4 separate regions of the Mus musculus genome follow, and regions 2, 3 and 4 are each linked to region 1. Evidence: chromatin loops called from intact Hi-C (ENCODE). Cell type or tissue: heart. All regions are shown on one strand. Region 1 holds the start of Hip1 (huntingtin interacting protein 1). Region 2 holds the start of Styxl1 (serine/threonine/tyrosine interacting-like 1). Region 3 overlaps Styxl1 (serine/threonine/tyrosine interacting-like 1). Region 4 has its middle 6.2 kb from the start of Pom121.

The links. Hi-C counts contacts between places; a loop is a spot of excess contacts. Peaks named below come from ENCODE experiments on the same cell type or tissue, not always from the same donor. Only the 100,000 strongest peaks of a DNase experiment are listed, where the experiment ranks them.
Region 2: it touches region 1 in a loop (3-fold over the local background); 17 of 42 quality-filtered maps call a loop at or near these places.
Region 3: it touches region 1 in a loop (2.5-fold over the local background); 17 of 42 quality-filtered maps call a loop at or near these places.
Region 4: it touches region 1 in a loop (3-fold over the local background); 12 of 42 quality-filtered maps call a loop at or near these places.

Annotation. Positions count from the first base shown.
Region 1 is chr5:135,543,231-135,548,230 of GRCm38, reverse strand. Hip1 (huntingtin interacting protein 1) reads left to right here and starts at 3,109. Exons shown (of 31, transcript NM_146001.2): 1 at 3,109-3,294. The coding sequence starts at 3,175. In heart, a CTCF peak has its summit at 2,577 (motif pointing right); DNase peaks (open chromatin) are centred at 2,860 and 3,860; H3K4me3 peaks cover 2,510 bases; H3K27ac peaks cover 1,906 bases.
Region 2 is chr5:135,775,468-135,780,467 of GRCm38, reverse strand. It overlaps Styxl1 (serine/threonine/tyrosine interacting-like 1), which reads left to right and starts at 2,083. Exons shown (of 9, transcript NM_029659.4): 1 at 2,083-2,217. It overlaps Mdh2 (malate dehydrogenase 2, NAD (mitochondrial)), which reads right to left and starts at 1,819. Exons shown (of 9, transcript NM_008617.2): 1 at 1,667-1,819. The coding sequence starts at 1,732. It overlaps Gm30205 (a long non-coding RNA gene), which reads right to left. Exons shown (of 5, transcript XR_003955810.1): 5 at 2,484-2,546. In heart, no CTCF peak of the experiment used is centred here; DNase peaks (open chromatin) are centred at 1,247 and 1,887; H3K4me3 peaks cover 3,069 bases; H3K27ac peaks cover 2,398 bases.
Region 3 is chr5:135,760,792-135,765,791 of GRCm38, reverse strand. Styxl1 (serine/threonine/tyrosine interacting-like 1) reads left to right here. Exons shown (of 9, transcript NM_029659.4): 4 at 1-141. Among named protein-coding and RNA genes, the nearest start is that of Gm30205, 9.5 kb to the left of the region's middle. In heart, a CTCF peak has its summit at 2,054 (motif pointing right); a DNase peak (open chromatin) is centred at 2,071; H3K27me3 peaks cover 710 bases.
Region 4 is chr5:135,398,273-135,403,272 of GRCm38, reverse strand. It overlaps a transcript of Pom121 not described here. Among named protein-coding and RNA genes, the nearest start is that of Pom121, 6.2 kb to the right of the region's middle. In heart, a CTCF peak has its summit at 2,826 (motif pointing left); a DNase peak (open chromatin) is centred at 2,830.

The DNA.
Region 1 (5,000 bases):
AAAAAAAAAAAAAAAAAAAAAAGCACTGACTGCCCTTCCCTTCTAGAGGTCCTGAGTTCATGAGTTCAATTCCCAGCAACCACATGGTGGCTCACAACCATCTGATCTAGTGCCATCTTCTGATGTGCAGAAGAGAGATGGGCTGGAGAGATGGGCTCAGCAGTTATGAGGACCCAAGTTTGGTAGAGGGTGGCTCACAACCATCTACAACTCCAAGGAATCTGACACCCCATCTGGCTTCTGCAGGCACCTCCACACATATCACACACACACACACCACCACCACCCCCAACACACATATCACACACACACATACCACCCCAACACACAGTGCCAAAACACACTACACATTCCTTCCCCCTAGAACGCAATTTATAGATCATCCCCTTAAATAAATACAGTCTCCGGCTAATCCTCCTATCACTCTGGACCTGTGAAGCCCCTCTTCCCACATCCCCTTGGCACAAGCTTACTCACATGACTCCTTAAGAGGCAGAGCTTTCTCCTCTTCTGTTCTAGAGTCTCCCCAGCTGTCCTGGCTAGTTTTATGTCAACCTGACACAAGCTAGGGTCATCTGAAAGGAGGGAACCTCGATTGAGAAAATGCAACTTCTCCAGAAGATTCAACTGTAGGGTATTAATTAGTGACTGATGGCAGGGAGGGCCCAGCCCATTGTGGATGGGGCTACTTGTCCCAGTGTCTACTGAAAAGCAGGCTGAGCAGACAGTGAGGAGCAAGCCACTCAGGCCTCTGCATCAGCTCCTGCCTCCAGGCTTCTGTCCCTTTTGAGTTCCTGCCCTGACTTCCTTCACTGATGGACTACAATGTGGAAGTGTAAGCTAAATAAACCCTCTCCTCCCCAGCTTGCTTTTGGTCATGGTGTTTTATCACAGCAATAGGAGCCCTAACTAAGATTCTAATCTACTTTTGCTCCTACTCCCTCGGACCACTTTCATCTAGGCTTTGTAACTTGGTGCCCACAATGCCACTGTGCCCAGCAAAAGCCTTCTTGGTGCTTGCAAATGCTCACTCCTCTTTTATGCCTCTATCAAATGTGAACTTTCACCCAGGCTTTAATTTAGAAAAAGTCATTGGCCGCTTCGAATTAAACTCCTCTTCTGATGATGGCACAGTAGTGAAAGCCATTGCCGAGCAAGGGTGTGTGTGCACATCGCCACAGTCGGGACCCTAGGCCAGCTGGTTTGTGTGGCCCGCCTAGAAATTCCAGCCTCTGAAGTGGGAGACAGAGACTCTTCAGAGCCAACAGGCTAGTGTGGCTAGCCATATCAACAAACCCTGAGTTCCATGAGACCCTAAGTCAATGCGAGATTCAAGAGTGATGATGACCCCTGACATCGGCCTCAGATCTCCATGTGCACAGGTGCACGAATGTGCTTGCACACGGTGCGACACACCTGCAAACCGCATCTCTTTCAGTGTGGGAGGCTGGGGGGAGGGTGTCTGTGGGTAGTCTGTATACAGGTATATGCCTGTAATCCTAGCATTCAAGAGGCTGAGGCAGGATTTCTGGGAGTTCAAAGCCAATCTCAACTTTTTAGTGAAATATTATCTTTGTGCATGTAGGTGTGCATGTGTGTGCAGTACTGGCTGTCCTGGAACTCACTCTATAGACAAGGCTGGCCTTGAACTCAGAGATCCATCTGCCTCTGCCTCTTGAGTGCTGAGACTAAGGCTGTGGACCATCACCACCCGTCTTGAAACACTGTTTTTAAAGAGCATCCCTGGTGTGACCACTCAGTGGGTAGGTTGCTACACTAAGCCTATCACTCAAGTCAGATCCTGGGGTCCACACGGTAGAGAACAGAATCTAATTTGCTTTCTGACCTCCACAGAGTGCTGCCGTATGAACACAGTCCCACACATACACACAGGTACAAAATGTGTGTAAAACGTTAAAGGAAAGTCAAGCCTAGAGGCCCACGCCTATAATCCTAACAGTTGAATGGAAGAGGCAAGAGGCTCAGGGATTCAAGGGACTCAGCGACATAGTGAGTTTGATATTGTCATTAATTAAAACATTGCCTAGTACAAGTGAGACTTGTACTGGCTTCTATTGCAGAGCTAGATGGATAGCACCATCAAATTGCTTAATGCTTAACGGTGCCACTAGTTCTGTTAGTGAAGAACCTGTAACTTTTTTCTTTGCTGAGGAGCACTTCCCAGTCTGTAGGTGCTCCCAGAACAGGATGGGAGGAGTGGACCCTACCATAGTTGAACAAAGAGCATCTGTTGGGGTTTCTACCGAGATAAGGTGAGAACGAAGCAAAGTTTGGAAAGCTCTGGGGAGATCCTCGCAATCACAGGCCAGTATTTGGGGACCCTCCAGAACGGTCCTCCAGAACGGGCAGAAAGGAATGCACGAGGAGGGGACTTCGAGGACCACTAAGGCCGCCATCGCGGGTCCACACTGACGCAGAGTTCCCCAGCAAGCCGGTGAAGCATGGTGTGCAGCCATGCTTCCCTTGATCTGCCTTTCCATCCCCTCGGGAACTCGTGGCGCCGGCTGGACCGCAGGTCCTACTGCTCAGAAACCCGCAGCAGAGAAGGGCCCAGGAGGTGGCGCTTCGAAGTAGGGTGGAGTCAGCAAGGGCTGGTCTGTGGCAGCCAGGCCCCACCCACTAGCATGACGGACAAGCCTTCAGAGCAATCATAGTGCTTTTATGGTCCTGGGGGGTGGGAACAAAGGAAGAGTGACGGATGTAGGGTGGAGCCAACAAGAAAAGGTTAGGGCAGCCCATCAAGCCAGCCTGTTGACAGATAAGTCTTCAGACCAATGACAGTGCATGTAGAGGCCTGGAAGGCGGTGCATCGATTATGGGGCGGAGCCTAGGGGGCAGGTTAGGACAGCAGCCCACCAGGTCCTGCCCACTAATGATAATGGACAAACCTTCAGACCAGTCATAGTATGCGGACCGCCCTGAGGCGGGCAGCGGGTGAAGTGAGCGGAGCGCCTCCGAAGTGGGAAGAGGGGTGTGGGGAAAAGCCTCTTGGAAACATGGGGTGGGTTCTGAGGGAGATGGACAGCGCTGTCAACCAATGGAAGACGGAATCTGTCCCCGTTAGCGCCGGATCCCCGCGGGTAGGGAGGGGCGGGAGGCTCCGCGGGGATCCCGGGGCGGCCGAGGGCCCCTGACTCTGTTCACCCAGACAACATGGACCGAATGGCCAGCTCCATGAAGCAGGTATCCAACCCGCTGCCCAAAGTGTTGAGCCGCCGCGGAGTTGGTGCTGGGATGGAGGCTGCGGAGCGCGAGAGCTTCGAGCGGACTCAGGTGAGATTCGAGAACCCTGGGGCATCCCTGGGGCACTTGGAGTGATGCAGGGTGCAAGAGAGGCTTGGAAGGGAGTGGGACTTGCAGACTCGGGAAGGAATTAGGCAAGGTGGCTGCGATCGGAATCATTTTGGGGTAGGGAACTAGGCGGGTCCCAGGGAGGTTCGGGATCTACCTGGGCATCTCCACTGGCATAGGGGTCGGGGTGCACTCTGGGGAACTGCAGATTCCTGCGGCTGAGGGGACGGTCTCAGTGAGCACCATCAGGGGTCACAAGGGAGGCTAAAGGGAGTTGAAAGGGGACTGACGGAAGGGTGCTCCTGGATAGGGGAAGCACTTGGAAGTCGCTTGGTTTTTGCCAAGTGTGGGAACGCCAAGGTGGGGGTGTGAAGGGTGGCTCTGGTCGCCTTACTTTAGTATTGACTCTCCCTACACTTCCCAGCATCTCGCTCAACGGTGCCTCTAACTTGGCTCTCAGCAGCCCCAGCTGTTGGCCTCAGAGGCTGGGCCAAAGGGGTCTGAGTGATGGGAAGGACCGTAAGAAATGTGAAGTGTGGTCCAACTTGTAAAATGGCCCGGGGGTTTGGAGGAACGGGGACGCGCAGCCTGGGGTAGGAATTGAGGCGCTTGGATTGTCAGAGCTTTGCGTGCCGGCATAAGCTGTCCAGTGATACTCAGACTCCTGATTTGAGGTTTTGCTTTCACCCTCCAAAATATGCCTGACAGCTAATAAGCAGACCGCCTGCCTTATTTGTCTGGTCTGACCAGGGCAGATGGCCAAAATTCCACCGCAGTTATCAACAAAAAGCCACTATCCAGTTTTACCTCAGGCTTTTATGCATGCTGTATTGATCGGACTGAATCAAGTTGTGAGGCTCGGGGTGTGTAGTCATCAGTTCATCTGTATGTAAAATCTGTTTCTGAGAGTACAACTCCTCGGATCCCACTGCGGATGCCGGGCCGGTAGATTTCTTCTACTCTGGCTCTCCGAGTTCTACTTTGAAGATCTGAGTTGACTTCAGCCAGAGGCAGGTCCCCTGTCGTGTTCTGTGAGTAGGAAAGATGGAAGAGATAGGGAGGGCCTGTGTGTTCTATAAATGGACCTTGCTCGGAAGAAAGCCTTTTCACCCCAGGGGACTTTACACCACCTCTTGTTTCTGAGACCCCTGGGTCCACTTCTTGTGTCTGAGGGGGGAAATGGGGTAGTTGTACCCCGGGAGGGGAAAGAGAGACCACCGTCCACTTACCTCTCAATGTCTATAGAGTTTGGAGCTTTTTAAATTTCTCAGATCTTTTGAACCTTGGGCGTTGTTGCCAAAAAAAAGAAAAAAAGAAAAAAAAGTTTTCATATCCCCCCCCAACCTCTTTTATTTTTAAACTGAAAGAAGAAAATAAACTGGAGCTATTTTATAGCATCCGACTTAAAACTGAGGCAATAAGTTAGACATAAAAGTTTGAGCTTACGGCCAGCGGAGGTGGCTAAGGGGTAAAGGCTCCTGCCAACCAGTCTGGCCACCTGAGTTTCATCCCAGGAAGGGAACCAACTTGTCCAAGTTGTCTGCTGACCTCCATACTCAAGCCGTGCCATGAATACCCCTCCATATACATACACCCAAAATCACTTTTAAAATGTTTTTTTTTTTTTTTTTTTTTTTTTTTTTTTAGTTTGAACTTAATACAGAGTGATAGAATTGAGGCACTTGAAT
Region 2 (5,000 bases), 230 kb before region 1:
CTTCCCATTCATCTTTGTATCTGAGCACCCAGAGCTTTGTGCATGCCTCACATGTGTTTACCACTGAACTATGTATACCCTAGTGCTAGTTTCTTTTCAGAGTCCTCCTAAGTCACCGGGGCGGGTTTCAAACTTTTAATCTTCCTGTCTGGAACTCCTGAGTGGCTGGGGTTACAAGCATGCATCACCACACCCAGGGTGTAATATGTTAGCTGGATTATTTTTTGGTGTGTGTGTTTATGTGCAGGTACCCACGGAGGGCAGAAGAAGGCTTCAGACCCTCTGGTGGTTGGAGTCACCTGCCTTGGGTCCTGGGAACCAAACTCTAGTCTCTGCAAAATCAGCAAGCACTTTTAACTGTGAGCACCTCTCCAGCCCCTTGCATCTTTATTTTTCAATGAATGGACTGAATGGGAAACAGGAAGACCTGACCTAGATGGTAAGAAATGTAGACTTCCCTGGAATGATCAGTTCTCCTCCGGAGCATGGTAATTGTTTCTCAAGCCTTGGTTGTATCAATTTTGCTAGAGATTTGTAAAAAATACTGACCCTGCCCTCTTGACACGATCCTGGGTCTCCTTTACTGATTCCGACATGCACTAGTTAAAGAGGCCCTGGCCCAGGAGAAGATTGACTATAAATAGCTTAGCTGTAACTGTCCTAGGCCAAGTCTACCCAAAGCAAGGATGATCCTCCAAGAATAATTCAAAAGAGATCCAGTGGAGGAGATGGTTCAGTGGGTAAGTGCATAAGGACCTGAGTTCAAAGCCCGGTTCCCCTGCCTGGCAGGTTCATCAAAGGCCTTCTCACTCTCATAAATAAATAAATAAATAAATAAATAAAGTCTACAACAGGGGTTCTTAAGCTTCCTAATGCTGCAACCCTTTAATACAGTTCCTCATGTTGAGGTGAACCCTTCAACCATAAAATTACTTTTAAAAATAAAATTGCTACTTCGTAACTGAAATTCTGTTACGGTTATGAGTCGTAATGTAAACATTTGCTACGGGACCCCTGTGAAAGGGTCATTCGATCCCAAGGTTGAGAACCGCTCGCTGGTCTAGTGTGTGATGGCCAAGACACCGATGTCCTTCTCTGGCCTCTGTACAATCATGTGCACATGACACCACACACACTCTGAAAAACGATGCTTGATGCACATCTTTAATGCCGGTACTGAGGCAGAGACTGGACTCCGTGAGTTCGAGGCCAGCCTGGTCCACATAAACGGACATAAAGCAAGCAATCCCTGGGCGGGAAGGCCACTGACTGTGCTAATTTCAATCGAATCTCCCAAACTACTGTGACCCTGATCCGTTCTCCACCCTCGGAGCCCCCGGCACTACGAAGTTAACGTCCGCGTTATTTCTCTCCTGGTGCCTCACATCCATGGAGGCTTCAAGGAGAAAATCAGTTAAGTCGAAGCAATGCAAAGTTGCATATAATGCAACTCGCATCCGGACCGCGAGCCTCGGCTTCTGCACCTACGTGGAGCGCAGACTATGGAGGAAACCTGGACTGACTCTGTCCCCCTTCCATGTTGGTCGGGATGTGAGCCGGGCGGCCCAGACGTCCAGAGTGAGCCTTGGATGGTTAAGAAACGCCGAGCTCCGGGGACGCGTGTGCCGCCCCCGGAGTTCCTTCCTAGGCAGGCAGCCCCTTGTACCTGGGCCGAAGTGCTGAAGCTGCGGCGGAGAGCGGCGCCGGCAGGACGGGCGAGAGCGGACAGCATGGCTAGGGCGGGCGGGACACGGAGCTACTGGCAGGAGCTACAAGAAGACGAGTGACTCCAACGACCTCCACTCTGCGCAGTGGCCGCCCGGTCCAGAGCCACCTGATCTCGCGAGAGAAGCGCAAGAAGCTTGAGCCAAATCTCGCGAGACAGGCTCGGCCGTGTGGTTCCTTGTCTAGCACGCCCTAGACCCGGCGAGCGAGGCCTGACGTCACGATTCTCTCCGGCTCCAAAGAAGTCATCTCTGGGCTCCGGCCACTTCCGAGATCTCGCGAGAGAGGCCCGGCTTCACTTTATCAGGCCGTTCCTTCCCCCGCCTCCTACCCCGCCCCTTGCCCCGCCCCTCCCCACCGTTAGCTTTGCCCACTTCCGGGACCTAGCGCTAGGACAGACGGTCACCAGGATTAGGCGGAATCTTGGGACCGCCCCTAGCAACCCGGTACTAGAAGGACTCTTGGAGCGCTCGCCCGGAGGACAGGCTCTAGGTTAGAAGTACCCGTTATCCCAGGTGGGGCTCCGGTCGGACGTCCTGCCGGGGAGCCTGACAGAAGTCGCGCAGCAGGTCAGGCGGCCCCGGAGCTCCTGACCTCAGCCAGGCCCAACTTTCCTGCCCCCTGGAAGAGGCCGGCTGGGGTCCCGGGGCGTCCCGGGGCGGGGTGGGCAGCATCTCCCCACCTGTTTCCTCCAGAGCCGCCCTTCCGACAAGTTACACAGAGCCTTGTTGAGGTTCCAGGCTTCTCACACAACCCGCTCGGAGGAGCGAGTACTCGCGTTGTCATGGCACCAGGCGATGTGCAGGACCGCGATCCTAGGTCTGGGACGGAGGAAGAAACGTTTGGTGACCGTGCCTCAGGCTTTGGGCTTGTCTCTACCCCTCAAACTCTCCAGCAGTGCAGGGAGCACGGTTCTGCAACTCTTCTTCTTGCTTTTCCTGCTCCCCCCTTCTTTTCCTTCCTTTCTTACTAAAATCCGCACAACACACGATTAAAAAAATAATAACTATTCTAAAGTTCAGGATCAGAGCTGGAGGGATGACTCTGGTTAAGAGCACTTGCTGCTCTTGCAGAGCTTCGATCCTGAGACGCTAGCAGGTGGCCCACAACCCCCTGAAACTCTAGCTTCAGGCATAGCCATTGCCGCAGGCATTCGTGTGCAGGTACCCACGGAGACACAGAAATAAACATTTAAAATGATAAAAATGTAAAAGTAAGGACCCATACACATACAGACGTGCACATATATGCACCTACATACATTCGAACGCATGCTACACACATAAAAAATATTCCGGAGGCTGCAGCAGAAGGATTGATGTGAGTTTGAGGCCAACATGAAACTCTGTTAAAAAAAAAACCAAAAAACAAAATAACAACCATGCAAACAAAAAGTTGGGGAGGGGGTTAGAGAAGGAACTGGAAGGGAGGGAACTGGTTGGATTTGTTCAAAAACACTTGGCATGAATGTGAAGTTCTCCAGCAATAAAGTATAAGTTCAGTGTCCTAGCTGTCCTTGAGCAGGCCTGTATTCCCAGGGACCTGGAGGCTGAAGCAGGATGGTAGCAAGTTCAGTGACTCAGTCTGGTTGGGGACAGTGACAGAGAAAGCAAGGCTGCTGGTGGTAACAAACGAGAACCAAAGAGCATAGCCACACACGAGAGCTGGCGATGGCTGGCCGACTCTCTTCCCTGGCCTCTACCTCTTTGCTGGATGGATAAAGTGTACTACCAGCCCCGTCTGGAATCGGATATGCCTCCCCCGGTTCTTGCCTGGCCTTTGGGGAGCAGAATCTAGTGGGCATCTGAGCAACATTTGGAGAAGTGATATGCGAACCTGGGGAAATGGGCTTGGAACGGAGGTCATGTTAAAAGAACCTTCCAGAGGATGAGCCACTTAAACAGACCTGCCAGAAGACTGGGTGGGTCTTAGTGGGAGCCCTGGAGGAGGGAAGTGCCTCTTGTCTGAGCTGGTAATGGTTCAGTGGGCAGAGAAGCGGGCTGCCAAGCCTGAGTGCAATCTCCAGGGCCCATGCTGCTGATTCTTCAATAGTGCCAAGTATGGAGAGGCAAGGGAAAGGAGGAGACAGGAAGACGTAGCCTTGTGTTCCAGGAGATGCTTTCTATTGGGGTGGGGATATATGGATAAGCACTGCCCTTGATCTTATCTCTGAAGAATATGCTCTGGTAATTGTTTAACTTTCTGACGTCATCTAGGGGTCAGGGAGTATGTATTTATTAATCATTAATTAATTAATTTTGGTTTTCTGAGACGAGGTTTCTCTGTGTAGCCCTGGCTCTCCTGGAACTCTGTAGATTGGACTGATGAACTCAGAGATCCCCCTGCCTCTATCTCCCAAGTGCTGGGATTAAAGGATGCACCACATTTTATGTATGCTATTATTACTTTTAAGGCAGGGTATAATGTACCCCAGGCTGCCCTCATACTTTCTGGGTAGCCAAGGATGGCCTTGAACTCCTGATCTTCCTGCCTCTTAATTCCAGAGTGTTGCTTGCATCAATGTACCCAGTTTATGCAGTGTTGACGATGCAATCCAGGCCCTTGCAAACGGTAGGCAAGCACTGTACCCACTGAGCTTGTCTCATTCTGTTCGTCCAACTTGAGACCATTCTGAGAGTGGGCCCTGGTGAATTCTGGTAGAGTTGACTGAGATTAGAGGAGGTTGGAACCATCAGGTGCTCAGGGCCCCTGAAAACTAGCCAGGAACCTTGGAGCTGCTTCTTTGGGGTGTGTCTAACAAAGCTTTTGAGATCATCACAAGCATGTTAGGAGGAAACAGGACTTGATTTAAACACAAAGGATCCCAGGGCCTGAGGACACAGGGAATGATGGAGTGGCTGGGAGATGTGGGGAAACTACACAATGAGATGGTTGGAATGTGAAGGAAGGGGTAGCTAGAAGGCAGAGTGGGACCAGTATGGCTGGTCTCAAGGGCAGAGAGGGTAAGAGAGAGTTGGTGGTTAACCAGGTCTGAGGTACAAATGACAGGGATGTGGAGGGGCTGGGGATGGACAGTGATTGGTAGCGCACTTGCCTAGTATGCGTGAAGTCCAGGGTTGGCTCCTTAGCACCTCATGTGGTGCCAACCTTCATTCCCAGCACTTAGAAGGTACATGCAGGACAGGAGGACCAGGAATTTAAGGTCGTCCTTGACTCTAGAGAGAGTTTGAGGTTAGCCTGGGCTACATGAGACCCTGTCTCAAAACTAATGAAAATAAAAAAGGATGTGGGTGGCACAGTGGTTAAGAGTTTGT
Region 3 (5,000 bases), 220 kb before region 1:
AGTCCGTAGACCTGGAGTGTGTGAGATACTGCATCGTGTACGACAGCAACACCAGTTCCCTGGAGCTGTGCATACGGCGGCAGCTGGAGGAGGAGGAAGAGGAGGAGGAGGTAGAAAGAGAGGACAAGGAGGAGGACACTGGTAATTTTTGTCCTTTTGGTGGTGTTTGAAAAAGGGTCTCTCAAGCTGAGTTGTGAGGGTGCACACCCTTAGCCCCAGCTGTCTGGAAAACCTCCCTCTGCTTCCTGAGTGCACTCTGCCAACTGAGCCTTCCCAGTAGGTTTTTACAACCACACAAATAATAGTGGACAGTACGTATTTCTTGTTTTTGTGTGGCTGTGATCACATCACCTGAGGAAACAAAGGAGAGCAGGGTGATTTCTCTAGCTTGCTTCTTTGTATGTGTGTCTGTGTGTGTGCTCAGGCCTGTGGAGACCAGAGGTCAGCCTCGGGTGTCAGTCCTCAAGGGCCTTGTTTTTTAGGACTGTCTCTACTGGCTTGGAGATTGTCAAGAAGGCTAGACTGACAGGCCAGTGAGTCCCAGGAAGCCACCTGTCCCTGCCTTCCTGGTGCCAGCATTGCAAAAGTGTGCCACTGTGCCTGGCTTTTACACAGACTCTGGGGGTGGAACTCAGGTCCTCAGCTTACTAACTAAGCCATCTCTTGCAACACGTGCACATCTACACATGCAGAAACATGCACACACACACACACACACACACACACACGTATGAAAGATAGGGGGAGGAGAAGGTGAAATCACTCACATGCCTAGCAGTGAACACTCTATGGCTGCACACAACATGTGATCCCAAACTCAGTGGCCCTAAATAACAAAATGGGTTCAGAATTCAGAGGCCACTCCTCCAGGAAACCCAAATGTTTCTCTCTAGAAATTGTAATCACAGTGTCTGCTGGGAGGATTACCCTGAGTTTGAGGATAGCTGCAGAGTGAGACCATGTTTCAAATGAAAACAAACAAAACCCTGGGCTGGGACTGTAGCTTAGTCGGTGGAGTATTCCCCTGGCATGCAAGAAGCCCTAGGTCCAAGCCGGGCGTGGTGGCACACGCCTTTAATCCCAGCACTCGGGAGGCAGAGGCAGGTGGATTTCTGAGTTCAAGGCCAGCCTGGTCTACAGAGTGAGTTCCAGGACAGCCAGGGCTATACAGAGAAACCCTGTCTCGAAAAACAAAACAAAACAAAACAAAACAAAACAAAACAAAACAAAACAAAACAAACAAACAAAAAAGAAGCCCTCGGTCCACTCCAATACCACCTAAACAGGGTGTGATGGGACACACTTGGAATGTGGAGGCAGAAGGAGCAGGTGCTCAAAGCTGCTACCAGCTATGCACAGCAAGTTCAAGGTCTGTGAAACCCTGTCTCAAAAAATAAATAAATAGTCATAAAAATAGGTAGGTAGGTAGATAGGTAGGTAGGTAGGTAGGTAGGTAGATAGATAGATAGATAGATAGATAGATAGATAGATAGATAGATAGCACACCATTAACCTCAACACTCAGGAAGCAAAGGCAGGGGTATCTCTGTGAGTTTGAGGTCAGCCTGGTCTACAGAGCAAGTTCCAAGACAGTCAGGGACACACAGTGAAACTTTATCTCAGTAAGCAAATAAATAAACTTTGTCCAGGGCTATAGCTCAGTGATAGAACACTTGCCTCTCATGCACACATGCACAAGGCCCAAGGTCAAGGGGGTGGGGGCAGGGGCAGTAGGATGGCTCAGCAGGCAAATGCACTTGCCACCAAGTTTAACAACCTGAGTTTCATCCCCACGACCCACATGGTGGAAGGAGAGAATTTACTCCTCTGAGTTGTCCTTTGATACCCACATGTGTGTGGTAAAACACATACACATGCATGCACACACATAAATGAATAAAGAAGTAAAAACCAGAAGATTCCCTAAAAACATATGTAGCCAGTTACAAGACATTCAATGAACGTTTTGAAGCTGGCTTATTGTCTTTCAGCCCATAGTTTGGGGATGATGACCCATGCTGACAGGATGAGGGTGAACATTGACACTTTGTGCCACTGGGTGGCGCTAACGCCCCACCTTTAACAACACCCGCCGTCTAGCCTTCCAAGTGGTCTTTGGCTTGGAAATTTCTTTTCCTTTGGGCTACAGTTTGTATTTGCTAGTTCTAAATCAGAGTCTCATGAAGCCCGCTAGCCTCAAACTCACTGCATCGCTGAGGATGACCTTGGACTTCAGCCCTCTCTCCACCTTGTGAGTGCTGGTATCACAAGCGCACGCTACCATGTCATGCACCCAAAGCCACGCTGGGCCGGCTCTCTACCAACTGAGCTACATCCTTAGCCCTTTTTGTTTGTTCACATGTTTGTATATTTTGGACTGGAGAGATGGCTTTGGTCTTCAGTGGACCTTAGTTGGAGTCCCAGCATTTATGTAGTGTGCCTGCCTCACAGCTCTCCTTAATACAGCTGCAAGGCATCAGACCCCTCTGGGGTGAGGGCACATGTGCACATCCCCCAGCCCAGACACACACACACAATTACAACTTTTAAAAATTATGTTGTATGTATGTATGTATGGTAATGTACATGCCACAATACATGTGGATTCTGCCATGTAGGTCCTAGGGATCAAACTCAGGTGATCAGGTTTGGCAGCAAGTGTCTTTACGCTCTGAGCCATCTCTCTGGAACCGTCTTCTTTGAGACAGGGTCTCATGTAGCCCAGGCTGGCCTCAGCATCACTGTAGCTTGTATTTCTGAGCCTCTTGCCTCTACCTGCCCAGTGCTGGAACTGCTGGTGTGTACTGCCTGCCCAGCCTGTTCACAGGACTACCAACTGGACCCTAGCGCTCTAAGACCAGGGCCCACTTAGATGGCTCAGCAATAAAGGTGCCTGCTCCCAAGCCTGACAACCTGAGTCTCATCCCTGAGACCCACTAGTTGTCCTCTGACTTCCATATATATGCTATGGCAGATGCATGTCCCCATACACAAGTCAGTCAGTCAGTAAGTAAGTAAATATGATTTAGAAAACCACTTTTGCTCTATAAGAGGTGGCATTGTGCTGTGGAGTATCCCACTCAGAAAGCGATGACAGCCAAATGTAACACTTCCACTGGAGGCGACTTTCCTCAAGTAAAATGGTGATTTTTGGGGGTGGGGTGGAGATTGTGCCTGATGGCATACACCTCTAATCCCAGCACTGAAGAAACATAATTAGACAGATCTCTATGAGTTCAAGGATAGCCTGATCTACGTAGGGAGTAGTATGTAGGCCAGCCAGGGCTATGTAGTGGGACTCTTCTTTCAAAAAATCAAACCAAACCAAACCAAAGCAGATGCTGTTGAGAAGCCAGGTGTGATAAAATGCTGACTTTCAGCCAGGTGTGGTAGGACACATCTGCAGGCCCACCATTGGTAAGGCTGAGGACGGGGAAACCCAACTCTGTCACCCCCCTGCCTCAGTCTCATGAGTGTTGGCATTGCAGATGTTCACCAACATGCCCAGCTACTGGTTTTGACAAACAGCCTTTTCTGACACAGTAAGTGTGGTAGCTCCTGAAGCTGCTTGACAGGGTGACCAGGCTCTGTGGGAGTCCCTAACTGTCTCTAATGCCACCCTACAGCTGTTGACTGTAAGTCTCTAGCAGTGGAGAGGCAGATATCTAGGCTAAAGGTGTGGCCTGGGACTGCCATTCCGACTCCCCCGTGGCCTCTGGCCCAATAGTCTCTTGCTCAAGAGAGACACGGCTGGTGCCCCATAACCTACTGTCTGGACTCTGATGGGGAAGGGGGATGAATTCCACCTTATGCCTGCAAGTTTTCTCCCATCATGGTTTACAGACACAGGTTCATCCTCTGGATAGCTCCCTGCCAGTTATGTCCTGAGAAGTTCCTTCTGGAAGTGTCCTTGTCTTCAGGAGAAAAAGTTCGTTTATTTAATCAAACTAATTAATTTTTTTCCCTAGGTGATTTTACTTTGTGTGTATGTGTGGGTGCACATGAGTGGGTACACACATGGGAGAGCCTTAGATGTTGATCCTCAGGTGCTGGTCTCCTTCTAAACGGTTTTGGTTTCTCGAGGGTGGGTGTGTTCCAGAGTTTGTACAGAGGTCCTGAGATGAAGGCCTGGTCATCTGACTTGGTGACAGGTGAACTGACTTCCTAGCCCTACCTTATCTTTTTGAGACTCTCTCCTTATGTATAGTTCCCCAGTTCAGCTGGGCTAGCCTGCTGTGGAGCCCCAGGGATCTGTCTGTCTTCATTGATGAGATACAGCGTACACCACAAAGCCCAGTGTTCTTATGTGGGTTCGGGAACAGAACTCAGGTCCTCGGGCTTCCCTGACTCTCTGCTGTCTGAGCGTCTCCCCAGCCCCAGAAACTCCAGAGCCCTTCTCCTGCTGGCAGACTCTGGAGGGTCTGCAACCAATGTTCCTGGTCAGGGTGTCTTAGTGGATGCAGGGTTATAGAGATTTTCTATTGAAGCGGCATGAGGTCTGTATTAGTTACTTCCATGCCTCTGTGACAGAAGACCTGACCGGCAGCTTCTGAGAGCAGAGTGACTTTGGCTCACGGTTTCAGAGGGTTTGGTCTGCAGTCACTGGCCCTCCATTTCCTCTTTTTATTCTGTCCCAGCCCCAGGCCATGGAACGGTGCCCCACATTGAGGATAGATTTTTTTTCCCTCCTCAGTTAATTCTCCCTGGAAACATTCTCACATTTGCACTCAGAGATGTGTCCCCCAGTGTCCTAGGTGATTTTGGTTTAGACAAGTGGGTAATGAATATTATTCATATTATATAGCATAATTATGAAAGGGTTGAGTTTAAATTTATAACAAACCATAAAAAGAGGTCCAGTGAGATGATCTCTGGGACCCACGTGATGGAAGAAGAAAACAGGCTCCTGCAGCACACACACACACACACACACACACACACACACGCACACACACACACACACACACACACACACACACACACACACACGCATCCAGGCA
Region 4 (5,000 bases), 140 kb after region 1:
ATACACCTTTATTCCCAGCACTCAGCAGGCACAGGCAGATAGATCCTTCTTTGTGAGTTCTTGATTAACCTTGCCTACATAGCAAGTTTTAGGCCAGCTTGGCCTATCATAGTAAGAACTTACCTCAAAAAATAATAATTCAGGGCTGGAGAGATGGTTCAGTGGTTAAGCGCACCGACTGCTCTTCTGAAGGTCCTGAGTTCAAATCTCAGCTACCACATGGTGGCTCACAACCATCTGTAATGAGATCTGACGCCCTCTTTTGGTGCATCTGAAGACAGCCACAGTGTACTTAGATATAATTATAAATAAATCTTAAAAAATAGTAATAATTCAAAGTAATGCACTAAGAGTTGAAGAGTGGGCTGAGTGGTTGCTTTTGCAGTAGATTGGGTTCCTAGCACCCATATGGCAGCTCACAAAGGGTTACCTGTAACTTCAAGGCTCAGGAGAATCTGAAGCCCTCGTCTGAGATTTTTAAGGGCACCAGGCATGTCTGTGGTGCACATATATACATTTGTATGGATGCAAGAAAAAAAAAAAACCCTGCTTACATGTAAAGTAATAAAATAAACTTTAAAAGTGCACCATACTGAAAGAAAAAAATAAATAAGTAAAAACTACAGAAGAAGAGGAGGAGAGAGAGGCTGGAGGATGGTTCAGGAGTTAGAAGCACTGACTTTGCTCTTCCAGAGGTCTTGAGTTCAATTCCCAGCAACCCCATGGTGGCTCACAAGCATCTGTAATGGGATCCGATGACCACTTCTGGTGTCTGAAGACAAATGGCAGTGTACTCAGTTACATAAATCTTAAAAACAAACAAAAAGGGCTGGAGAGATGGCTCAGAGGTTAGGAGCACTGACTGCTCTTCCAGAGGTCCTGAGTTCAGTTCCCAGCAACCACATGGTGGCTCACAACCATCTGTAATGGGATCTGATGCCATCTTCTGGCCTGCAGGTGTATGTGCAGGTAGAATGCTGTATACATAATAAATAAATCTTAAAAAAAAAAAAAAAAAAAAAAACCAGGGGGCTGGTGAGATGGCTCAGTGGGTAAGAGCACCAGACTGCTCTTCCGAAGGTCCTGAGTTCAAATCCCAGCAACCACATGGTGGCTCACAACCATCCGTAACGTGATCTGACTCCCTCTTCTGGAGTGTCTAAGGACAGCTACAGTGTACTTACATATAATAAATAAATAGTTAAAAAAACCAAAAAAAAAAACCAAAAAACTGGGCTGGTGAGATGGCTCAACGGGTAAAAGCACCTAAAAAAAGGTCATGAGTTCAAATCCCAGCAAACCACATGGTGGCTCACAACCACCCATAACAAGATCTGACGCCTTCTCCTTGTGTGTCTGAAGACAGCCACAGTGTATTTACATATAATAAATAAACTAATCTTAAAAAAAAAAAAAAACTATTTTAGCCAGGCATGGTGGCACACGTCTTTAATCCCAGCATTCAGGAGGCAGAGGCAGGCAAGATTTCTGAGTTCGAGGCCAGCCTGGTCTACAAAGTGAGTTCCAGGACAGCCAGGGCTATACAGAGAAACCCTGTCTTGAACCCCACCCCCCAAAAAAAACTATTTAAAAAAAAAGGAGGAGGAAGAGGAGGAGGAGGAGGGAACAGAAGAAAAGACAAATTGTCATCTGTCACTGGCATTGTAAAGTACTGGGAATAAAAATAGCTTTATGAAGTTTTCATGATTTTGCAGGAATAAATAAACACTAAAAGACAAAGCAGGAGGCTGTGGAGATGTCTTGGTGTTCATGGGCCTTTGCTGCTCTTCCAGAGGACCTGGGTTCAATTCCCAGCACCTGAGTAGTGTCTCACAACTGTCCAGTTCCAGGAGTTCCAATGCCCTCTTCTGACCTCTTCATGACCAGGCATGTATGTGGTGGTGGATATACATACATGCAAGGAAAACACTAAAAATAAATCTAAAATAAAAGGCTCCTAAAGCCAGGCAGTGGTGGTGCACGCCTTTAATCTCAGCACTTGGGAGGCAGAGGCAGACAGATTTCTGAGTTCAAGGCCAGCCTGGTCTACAGAGTGAGTTCCAGGACAGCCAGGGCTACACAGAGAAACCCTGTCTCGAAAAACCAAAAAAAAAAAAAAAAAAAAAAAAAAAAAGGCCCTCCTTGGTTTCTGCGGAGGAGGAGAGAACGATGCTGATTGGCGGCATGTGTTTGTAATACAGCAGCCAGGAGTTGGAGGCAGGAAAAATTCCAACCTAGTTTAGGAGGGATAGCAAGGAAGAATATCTTTGTCCTCCCAGGAAGAGGTTTCTCACAGTCCTGCAGTTTGTCAGATGATGTTGCAGGGGAGACTGAAGATAATGCTGGGAAGGACCATATTTTAACCCCGGCCGCTTTGTTATCTCTTGCATATTAAAGTCTAAGCTTAGGCATGTGAGGCACACCTTTGATCCCAGCATTTGGGAGGCAGATGCAAGCAGATCTCTGAGTTCAAGTTAGCCTGGTCTACAGATCGAGTTCCAGGACAGCCAGGGCTATGCAGAAGAAAAACTCTGTCTCCAAAAACCACACATTCGAGTGTGTGCCTATACACACACAGTGAACAAATTTATTTACTTTTAAGTGTATGCTGGAAAGTGGGAGAGATAAAAGGGTCTAGTGATCTTAGTCCATAATAACCAGGAATAACGAGCTATGTGTAATTAATGGGATCTGGTTGATCCCTGCCTGAGTTCTGCTTTTGCAAGTGGCCTGAAGAAATCCTTATTGCTTGACAGGACACTCAGGTTCTCAGAAGGGAACCATTCCTGATCCAGGAGCCACCTCTGTAGTGAACCAGTGCCCCCTGGTGGTGAGGGATGGCTCTGTCCTTAGACGCTCAGCTGTTCTGAAGTCCAAGGTGGTTCCAAGTTTAGAGTAACTGGTGACTTTAGGAATCTTTCAGGTGTCTGAGACACTAAAAAGCTGACATGCCTCAGTTCATTTCAGAGGGGAGTGGTACAAACATTAGCTTGAGTGATTGATGGTCTACATACAGAGGTAAGGAGGCAACTCCAGTGGAGAAAGACACAAAATGGAGGCAGGGGTGTCCTGCTATTCAGCCTGCTTGTTTGTTTGCTTGCTTGCTTGTTATTTGTTTGTTTTGTTTTGTGGTTTTTTGTTTTGCTTCCCAAAACAGGTTTCTCTGTGTAGTTCTGGCTGTCCTGGGGCTAACTCACTCTGTAGACCAGGCTATCCTCTAACAGAGAGATCCTCCAGCCTCTGCCTCCCAAAGCCTGGGGTTCAAGTGAGTTACCAGTTCCAGCTGCCTGCTTCTACTTTAAAAAAAGTAAGAAAGAAAACGTTGTGATTGTGTGTGTGTGTGTGTGTGAGAGAGAGAGAGAGAGAGAGAGAGGTCCTTTGGTGCCAAAGTACACATGTGGAAGTCAGAAGCCAACTTTCCGGGGTTGGTTGCTGCCGTCTTCCATGTGGTATTAAATCCAGGTCACAGGTCATTGAGTACTTACTTCAGTTGTGGGTGCCAAGAGAGGAGTCAGTGGCTTTGTAGCAAAAGCAGTTTCCGAGGCCCTATCAAAACATTCCATTGGTTTCTTTATCTGGGAATGTCTTAGTTTCTTCCTCACTTTCCGTTTTACAAACAGGGTCCTTCTGTTTCTGTATCAAAGGCTAGCCTCAACTCAACTATGTCGTCAAGGATGGCCTTGAACTTCTGACCCCACTGCCTCCATCTCCCAAGCGTCGGGAGTGTGGGGAGTGTGAATCGCCAGACTGGCCAGTGGATAGAAATTTCATTCTCAACCTTCAGGCAAGAGGAATCTGACTCACCTACCTTGGTGTCAGCCCACAGCCCACCAAGTTTACCTTTTACATAAGCCAGAGGTGTCATCACAATTGAAGGGTATCCCAACTGCTACCACTGAGTGAAGGAGGGTTGGTCCTGTGTCAGAGGTGCTTTTGCATACACATGAACTCGCTCACACGAGCACAGGCTCATGCACATGAAAGGAGAGGGGAGGAAGGAAGTGAGCAGACCCAAGCAGGACGGGCCGTAAGCTTTGTGCTAGCACAGGATGACGGACTTAGCCAAGGAGCTATGTAGCAATAAAGATTCGCTCCAAGGCAAAGTGCTGTGAGGGAAGAGAGGAAGGCAAGGATGCTCTGTATCCGTAGTCATGCCCTCTGTGTAGGAACCGCAAGTGCCTCAGAGCAGGGAGGCTGGAGGACACACGACAGCCAATCAGTGCACCCTTGAAACCTCTGTATATGACAGAAAGTTACAAGTGTGTTTGTTGACCGGTCCCCAGAAGGTAAAGCCAAATTTGAGGTGGGATATGGTAACCCTTACACCTGTGACCCTCAGCACTCAGGAGATAAAAACAGGTCAGGAATTCATTGTAACATCAGTTACATAGTGAAGCAACCTGAGTTACACAAGACCCCCATCTCAAAACAAACAAACAAACAACAACTCCTGAAAACTGCACTAGAGACATGGCTCAGCATTTAAGAGCACTCGTTCTTATATAGGATCCACGTGTTTTCCCCAGCAGCATCATGGCAGGCATGACAACCATCCATAAGTCCAGTCCTAGGATGTTCCACTCTCTCTTCTGACCTCCACTGGCACCAAGCGTACATATGGTATACACACACACAGAGGCAAAACACCCACACACATAAAACCAACATTTCTTTAAAAACTTGAGAAAATTTCAGGACCAAGTCTACACATTCTTCTCCAGATAGCGCAGGGAAGTCTGGAGAGAAGCGTGGTGCCATGCCTGCTCTCTTTAGTTCCTCCAAGAAGCTCTGGATGCAGGGAGGCTGAACAAGGCACAGCAACCACGCAAGGCATGTGTGGAGAGGCAGCAAGGCCATAGTACCAGGGCATCACAGCCCTGCAACCCTTTTTAAAAATGTATGCGGGGCATAGTTACCCACACTTTTATGTCCAGCACTTGGGAGGCAGGGGCAGATAGAACTCTCTAAGTTCAAGGCCAGCCTAATCTACACAGTGAATT